Linked DNA regions of Homo sapiens: region 2 is linked to region 1. The links are chromatin contacts, found by Hi-C or POLR2A ChIA-PET in ENCODE. All regions are on one chromosome and are shown on one strand. Each heading gives the region's core, a stretch centred on a gene start or an enhancer-like site at or near the end of the contact. The rest is flanking DNA. Distances are from core to core; before and after follow the strand shown.

Region 1 (4,375 bases), core at 10-2,509:
TGTGGCTTCCCGGATTACTCGGAATCCTTCATTATCTATTCTACAGCAAGTGGCCCTCGGCAGCTCAGGCTCAGGGAATTTCAAATGTATCACCTCCACCGGCTGGACAAGTCCTCTCAAGACAGGCTCTGGGGCCAAGGGAGGATGTTGTGACTGGTGCTAGCAACATTGTCATGATGGAAGGTGGCCTGGCTTCCGGGACATGACAGGCCATGGGTGAAGTGTGGGTTCAGAGTCACAGAAGAATCACGAAGAAGACATTCTTATGCACCTGACACCTGACTTGGGAGCAGGTTCTTTGCCTACATCCAGTTAGTCTCTACCACAATTCAAGTGGAGTCTTTCTCCCCATTCTCATATTACAGGTGAAGAAACCCAGCTTAGGGAGATGAGGTAACTCTCCCAGAGTCCCCAGCGAAGGACTTGAGCCAGGACAGTTGGATCCTAAGTCTCCTGCTTCCCCTCCCTCAGCACGCTACTCCTCACAGAACAACGCTTTATTTAGTTTTGGACATTTTAACCTTTATTTTGGAATAATTTCAGACTTACACAAAGGCTGCAAAAATAGCATAAAGCATTCTCGTATACCCTTCATTCCACTTCCCCAAATGTTAACATATTATACAATCACAGTACAACGGTGAAAACTAGAATATCAACATTCACACAATACTATTAACTAATCTGCAGATTTTATTCACATTTCATCAACTATTCCACTAATGTTTTTTTCTGGTAGGATTCCATTTAAGGTGTTTTTTTTTGTTTGTTTTTTGTTTTTTTTCTGAGACACAGTCTCGCTCTGTCACCTAGGCTGGAGTGCAGCGGCACCCTCCCGGCTCACTTCAGCCTCCACCTCCTGGGTTCAAGTGATTCTCCTGCCTCAGCCTCCCAAGTAACTGGGACTACAGGTACACACCACCACACCCAGCTAATTTTGTATTTTTAGTAGAGATGGGGTTTCACCATGTTGGCCAGGCTGGTCTCGAACTCCTGATCTCTGGTGATTCACCCACCTCAGCCTCCCAAAGTGCTGGGATTACAGGCGTGAGCCACCGCGCCCAGCCAGCAAATGTTTTTAAAATAGGGCATTCATGGGCTTTTGGGGGTAAGTGACACCTAATCTTCAGGGGTCTGCGGATAATTTCTAAATGGGGCTCACAGTTTATTCCTCCCTCATAGGGAGGCTGCAATTACCTCACAAAGCTCCACTAGGGTCACAACAAGATAGCAAAAGCCAGTGCAGGGCCTGCAGGTATAGGGGGATCCTGCAAGCAGAAATCTGTGGTGGGCGGGCGGCAGGTGAGCAAGGAGAACGTGTCTGTAAAGGAAGCACAGGGAACAGGTGGTGGCTTTGTAAGACAGTTGGAACCCAAGGAAGGTAAGAATAATGTACCACTCCTTGCTCCATATGACTGCTTCCTTATATCTCAGTTCAGATATTACCTTCTCCGTAAGGCCGCCTCCCTTCCTGTAAGTGATGCTTCTCTATCTACAACCCCAGCTCTTATTGCAGAGCACTGTAGGGGCTGTTCTGGGGCTTTTCTTCCCTGAGACATGTGAAGGCAGGGAGAGGGGCTTGCACGCCTTAGCAGGTGTTTAAAAATTTTGCTTGCCTGGATCACCAAAGAACTGAATGGGTGGTGTAAATGGGTAGAAAATGAACTGGCTGGAAACTGAGTGACAAGGTTCAGGTCTGAATCTCTGTTTAAATGCAGGCAGGCCATCCCCCAGGAAAGCCTATGTTGGTGAGGGTTATGATGGGAGAATGAGTGAACTGCAGCCTGGCACCACCACACCCTGGAAGGTGCAGTTGGGAAGAAAGTTTCTGAGGCTGTAGACATGGGGATCGGATGCTGGAGAAACCCCCTGCTGCTGCTGATTGCCCTGGTCCTGTCAGCCAAGCTGGGTCACTTCCAAAGGTGGGAGGGCTTCCAGCAGAAGCTCATGAGCAAGAAGAACATGAATTCAACACTCAACTTCTTCATTCAATCCTACAACAATGCCAGCAACGACACCTACTTATATCGAGTCCAGAGGCTAATTCGAAGTCAGATGCAGGTTTGTACCTTGCTCTCCCAAGACATCAGCAGGCCCTGTTCTTGCCAGTTCAGACATGTGAGGATTCTGGGGTAGCTCCCAAGAGAACCAAGTGGTGGTCCTCCGTGAGGTCCCAAGGGGGAAGCATCTTCACTTGTAGCAGGTACATTGTAGAGTTGTTCAGATCCCAGAATGTCCTTAGCCATGCTTCCAAAATGCTTTCCTAAGGACTGGCATGAACTCTAACTCCAATACACTTAGAGGCAAAAGTGTTCACTGAGGATTAAACTCTTTTTTTTTTTTTTTTTGAGATGGAGTTTCGCTCTTGTTGCCCACGCTGGAGTGCAATGGCATGATCTTGGCTCACTGCAACCTCCTCCTCCCAGGTTCAAGTGATTCTCCTGCCTCAGCCTCCCAAGTAGCTGAGATTACAGGTACGTACCACCACACCTGGCTAAATTTTTTGTATTTTTAGTAGAAACCGGTTTTCACCATGTTAGCCAAGCTGGTCTCGAACTCCTGACCTCAGGTGATCTGCCCACCTCGGCCTCCCAAAGTGCCGGAGTTACAGGCGTGAGATACCACGCCCGGCCAGCTCTTTTTCCTTGGGAAGAAATGCCTTTCATTCTGATATTTGACCCTGCCGGAGTGACAGCAAGGATAATTTTGCTCCCTTTAAAGTTCTCATTTGGCAAAATACAAATATTCTCTGTAGGCCTGTAGCCCCCAATATTTTTTCAATGTGTAGGGTTGTAAAATTCAAAACTGGGTGTTCTGTGTTATACAAACTTCAAATTATACAGAGGGTTTATTCTGGAAGTGGAGAGGATGTGAGAGATAGGGTTCAGCCAGATCACCTCACCTTCTGTTTTACATATAAAATTTCTCTGAAATATATCAATTGAAGGATAATAGAAGAAAGAAAAGTTGTTAGGGAACCCCTTTTATTGGTACAACATTTCCTCAAGGTCAGATAATAAACTATACAGTCCCCTTGGTGTCCATGAGGAATTGGTTCCAGGACCCCTCAGGATGCCCACATCCATGGATTCTGAAGTCTTTTATGTAAAATGGAATAGTGTTTCCACATAACCTATGCACATCTTCCCACATATGGTAAATCATTTCTAGATTAATTATAATAAGTGGTACAGTGTAAATGCTATGTAGATAATTATTATACTGTACTGTTTAGGGAATAATTACAAGAAAAAATGTTCAGTATACAGGCAACCATACATTTTTTTTTCCTGAATATTTTGATGCACGGTTGTTTGCATCCACAGATATGGAGCTCGTAAGTACAGAGGGCTGACTGTAGAAGTTGGGGCAGCAACAATGCTACGTCCTAGTTCAATTAGCTAGATTTGGGAAAACACAACTGGCTATGGGAAAGCTCTCTCGCCAGAGAGTAAGGCAGCTGGAACAGAGAGAACCGGCAAGGCGGGAGGGCAGCGTGGGGAGGACCAGTCAGCATAGGTCAAATCCTCATCCCAATGCAGACTGTCCCACAGGCTGGCTCAGTGAGGCACTTCTACCACAAGATGGCGATGTTGCCCATTTGGTTCTTGGTTCTTCCACAATTGGTTAAGACCCCAAGGAGGCTTGCCTTGTGAAATCAATCCATCACCATTAAGTTAGCTGTTAAGGAATAATGATGAGCATTTGATGTCATTCACATTGATAAGCAGACAGAGCAGGCGTGCCTCCTGGTAGCTGGGTGATCTTGGCATGGGCCTCTGGGCACCCCCACACCCATATGACCATTGTGTCTGTCCTTACACCTCACAGAGGGGACAAGAGCAGGCGTGGAGGGCTGCCAGGTGCCTCTGGGGGCTTCACGCCCAGCTCCTCCCAACTGAGGCTCCTGGTCAAGTGACATCCAGACTCTCCAGACCTCAGTTTCTTCACCTGCAAAGTGCCTCAGAATAGGAGGGAAGCACTTAGCACAGTGCCAACATCTGGTAGCACTTATAAAAAATCTTTGCTGTTATTATGACTACTCCTGTCATTATCGAACAAATAAGTCTAATAACGAATAACACTTTGCACACTGGAATGTCAGTTACAGTGATGACGGGTGGTTTAGTTTTTTCTTACATTCTGAGCATGCTGAAAGTCAGTGTGACCGTGCCTGGGGCAGCCCTGCAAATGCCCATGCATGGATGGCCCCCACATGTTTGGGTGCGGGGAGGCTGGTACTGCCCTCAGGTCTAGGCTCCCTGCTGCCCTGTCCCAGTGTTTGCTAAGGGTGTCTTCCTCCCAGGAGCAGTGTGGGCACTCTCTGCCTCAGTCACCACCCCAGAGATGACCAAGCCCTCTCACTGGGCTTGAC
Region 2 (4,169 bases), core at 270-2,769, 51 kb after region 1:
CCTGCCTGACAGATTCCTGCCCCATATGTGTTTTCTGTACGTTGCCCTTGCTCATAGAACCCATTGATCTTTGCAGCCTAGGAAGAATGCTCACCTCTCTGCCTCACCAGGAACTTTCTGGACACTGATTTGGGATTTTCACAGAAAAGCAGAAGCTTTGAGAGCTTAACAGGTGCGTGCCCCCCTCCTCCCACTAAGGGCCAGGCCTGGGCATCAGAGTGGGCCACGTGACCCTTACCCTGGCAGGACAGGGCAGGGGGTTACTGTTGGCCCAAGCCAAGGGAGTTCAGAGGCCAGGCATTCAGGAAGCCAGAGTCATTGGCACAGGTGGGCAGAAGATGCCAGAGGGGCCCTGTATTAGTCAGGGTTCTTTTAAAGGGACAGAACTAATAGGATATATATGGTTGTGTATATATATAAAGTTAATACTTAATAAACTCCCCTTTATATATATATAAAATATATATATAAATTATATATATATTAATTATATATATAATATATATATAAATTATATATATATTAATTATATATATAATATATATATAAATTATATATATATTAATTATATATAATATATATATAAATTATATATATATTAATTATATATAATATATATATAAATTATATATATATTAATTATATATATAATATATATATAAATTATATATATATTAATTATATATATATAAAATATATATAATTTATATATATAAAATATATATAATTTATATATATAAATTATATATAAAATATATATAATTTATATATATAAATTATATATAAAATATATATAATTTATATATAAAAATTATATATAAATTATATATATAAAATATATATATAAATTGTATATATATAAAATATACATATAAATTATATATATATAAAATATACATAAATTATATATATAAATAATATGTATATAAAAGGGAGTTTATTAAGTATTAACTTACATGATCACAAGGGCCCACAACAGGCTGTCTGCCAAACTGAGGAGCAAGGGGAGCCAGTCTGAGAGTCCCAAAACTGAAGAACTTGGAGTCTGATGTTCGAGGGCAGGAGGCATCTAGCATGGGAGACAGATGTAGACTAGGAGGCTAGGACCATCTCTCCTTTTCACGTTTTTCTGCCTGCTTTATATTCGCTGGCAGCTGATTAGATTGTGCCCACCAGATTAAAGGTGGATCTGCCTTCCCCAGCCCACTGACTCAAATGTTAATCTCTTTTGGAAACACCCTCACAGACACACCCAGGATCAATACTTGGTGTCCTTCGATCAAATCAAGTTGACACTCAGTATTAACCATTGCAGGCCCCTGACTCTGAGGGCACAGCAGGAGGCATTTGCTTGCTCTCTGTGCCCCTGTGAGAGCTGTTTAGACCAAAGGCCGGAGGCTGGCAAGTGGGAGATGTCCTCACTGGGACAAGACACAGGTGCTGAATTACATCACAAAGCGTAACCTCCCTGCAGGGCGTGGACTCAGAGGGGCAAGAGAGACCGCAGACCAGGACCCACAGAGACCCTTGACTGGGCCACAGGCATGAACTAAGAGTGCTGAAGACCTAGGAGAACCACTGGTCAGGTCAGCTCCCAGCTCCACAGGGAGTAAGAAGGAGCTGCAGGCACAGCAGGCTGAAAGTCCACCAAGGGCTGAGGCCACAAGGCCTCTGGGGCAGCCACAGTTTTCATGATCACATCATACAGGACTGAGAAGCAGATAACAAGAGTGACGCTCACAGGGGTAGGCATAGACACACTGGGGCCGAAGGGGAGAGGAACTCTCCCTAGACACACAGATTGCTCTCAGGGTAAGGAGGGGAGGCTGGTAGAGAGACTCCTTAACTGGCATTCCTGGGTGGGTTTCCATGGAGAAAGAGAGGACAAACCCCAAAGAGTGACCCTAATGGCCTGTCTTGAATCCAGCTGGGCTGACGCTAACAGGAGGCAGTGTGTGGCTCGAAGATTCTTGAACCCACAGCAGCAGCTGCGGCCACCCCATCCTGCCCACAGCTCCAGCCCTGAGACGACGAGGAGGAGAGTCGACTTTGCCTCTTGCCCAAGGGACCATGCCCAGGTGCCGGTGGCTCTCCCTGATCCTCCTCACCATTCCCCTGGCCCTGGTGGCCAGGAAAGACCCAAAAAAGAATGAGACAGGGGTGCTGAGGAAATTAAAACCCGTCAATGCCTCAAATGCCAACGTGAAGCAGTGTCTGTGGTTTGCCATGCAAGAATACAACAAAGAGAGCGAGGACAAGTATGTCTTCCTGGTGGTCAAGACACTGCAAGCCCAGCTTCAGGTAAAGGTGTCTTTCCATATAGGTGGACATTTGCATATGGTGGCACAGTTGAAGCCAGACTGAAAGAGTGGGCATATAAGAAAAATATCACTATGCAAAAATCCTAAATATGTGAATGCTTAAGAGCCTAGACACTTCCACAGCATCAATAAGGCAGTGAACACACAGAGCACTTTCTACAAACGCTTGCGCTTTTGTTCTAAGTCCTTCGCATAGATTAACTCATTTAAACCCCAAACTGCAAATCAAATGTTCATGTATTTGCTAAGGTTGGGAGACAGATAGAATGCTAGCCATGAGAAAAGATCTGATAAAGGTGAGTCCAGGTGAACCTGGACCCAACTAGCAGACACTCCTTCATCTCCTGCTGTAATCCTTTAATGCCAGATGAAAACAGATTTAAATGGACATCACAAGTAGCCTTGATTGCATTCAGTCACTAATGAGTTCAACAAATACTAATGTCCTGCTATAAACCTACTGCTGTTCTACTCACTAAAGACTCAGCAGAGAACAAGACAGGCAAACTCATGCCTGCATGGGTCCTCATGGACTGTGTGCTGAGCTGGTGGGAGGGGCTTTGGGTGGGGAAACCCCAGAGGATGGGAGGTTTCACAGGAATCTGAGGGACTGGGGCCTAATGTGGCTGAGGGGGCTGTCCCCTGGTCAGGCCTGTGTGAACCTGAGCATCTCAGGCCCAGGAGAGCTGATGGTTCTGAAGAGCCCACCTTTCACCTCTCAGTCCTCACTGAGCATGCAGCATGCCCTGGGCTTGGGGACAGGAAATGGAATGAGAAGGCCTTGCTTTCAAGGAGGTGACAAACTGGAGAGGAGTCTTTACTCAAGTGTCCAGCTCCAGGAGCCTATGGAGTCCTGACTGATCTTGTTGTACACAGGGCTCCAGGCAGTGGGCATCTTAGCCTTCCGCTAAAGCTCTGTCTGGGGGTGAGGGAGGAAGGAAAGAGGAAAGGACGAGAGTAAGAGTAATTTTTTTTTTTTGTCAAAACTTTAAAAAAGTACAACTCTTTTGAATAAAATTGCATAATTGCTAACCAACAGGTCACAAATCTTCTGGAATACCTTATTGATGTAGAAATTGCCCGCAGCGATTGCAGAAAGCCTTTAAGCACTAATGAAATCTGCGCCATTCAAGAAAACTCCAAGCTGAAAAGGGTAGGTGATGAACCACTCATCTGTGACGGCCTAGGCAGCTCTGAACCCAAGAGAGAAAGCTGAGGCACGCAGACCTTCTCTTTGAGGTCTGGGTGGCTCCCAGTGTTTAGCCCCAGATAGCCAACCCTGTGGCCTTTATAGCAGAAGATCCAGGGCCACGGAACGTGGTGGAACCCTCTGAGCTTCTTTCTCATCCTTCATCCTGCAGAAAGGATGTTGTCAAGACCACTCTTATCTCAAGGGCTCCATTGACTTCTGGCCTTTTGATGCAGGCACACTGGACAACACATAATCACCAAAAGCCTGTCCTCTTGGGTCCAGACAAGCCACCCACTATTGCTGGGCCCATGGTCACTCATCCCCATACAGACACAAAAGGAACTTCATTCATTCACTCATCCACTCATAGAAAATTACTGAGCACCAGGTGCTACGTGCTTTGCACCAGGTCTATTCTGGGTGCTGGAGATTAAGCAATGACTAAGCCAGAGGGTGGCCCCACCCTCCTGGGTTTACAGTTGATTTTTGCTGGGGTCAGTCCAGGTTTCCAGGAAGGTTGGGGCAAACCCACAGACTCCCAACAAAAGGAGGACTTGGCCCAGGGGCTTTTGGCTTCAAGCCTGTATTTTTTATCTCAGAGCAGCTCATAGGCCAGTACTTGGTCCCAGACAGATGAAGGCCTGAGCATTCTGCAG

What was found. A loop is a pair of places that touch in the nucleus more often than their neighbours do. ChIA-PET counts read pairs that join two places held with the same protein, here RNA polymerase II (POLR2A).
Region 2: a map of heart right ventricle shows a loop between it and region 1 (7-fold over the local background). The contact joins the promoter of CST8 here to the promoter of CSTL1 in region 1. A Hi-C loop is called at or near these places in 1 of 168 maps with a recorded cell type or tissue (heart right ventricle). POLR2A ChIA-PET finds 5 or more read pairs at or near these places in 3 of 52 experiments (Panc1, activated CD8-positive, alpha-beta T cell and naive thymus-derived CD4-positive, alpha-beta T cell).

The regions. Positions count from the first base shown.
Region 1 is chr20:23,438,426-23,442,800 of GRCh38, forward strand. It overlaps CSTL1 (cystatin like 1), which reads left to right and starts at 1,260. Exons shown (of 4, transcript NM_138283.1): 1 at 1,260-1,381; 2 at 1,719-2,061. The coding sequence starts at 1,843. RefSeq lists enhancers at 3,499-3,598, 4,001-4,375.
Region 2 is chr20:23,489,598-23,493,766 of GRCh38, forward strand. It overlaps CST8 (cystatin 8), which reads left to right and starts at 1,520. Exons shown (of 4, transcript NM_005492.4): 1 at 1,520-1,745; 2 at 1,928-2,301; 3 at 3,361-3,474. The coding sequence starts at 2,071. RefSeq lists an enhancer at 984-1,484.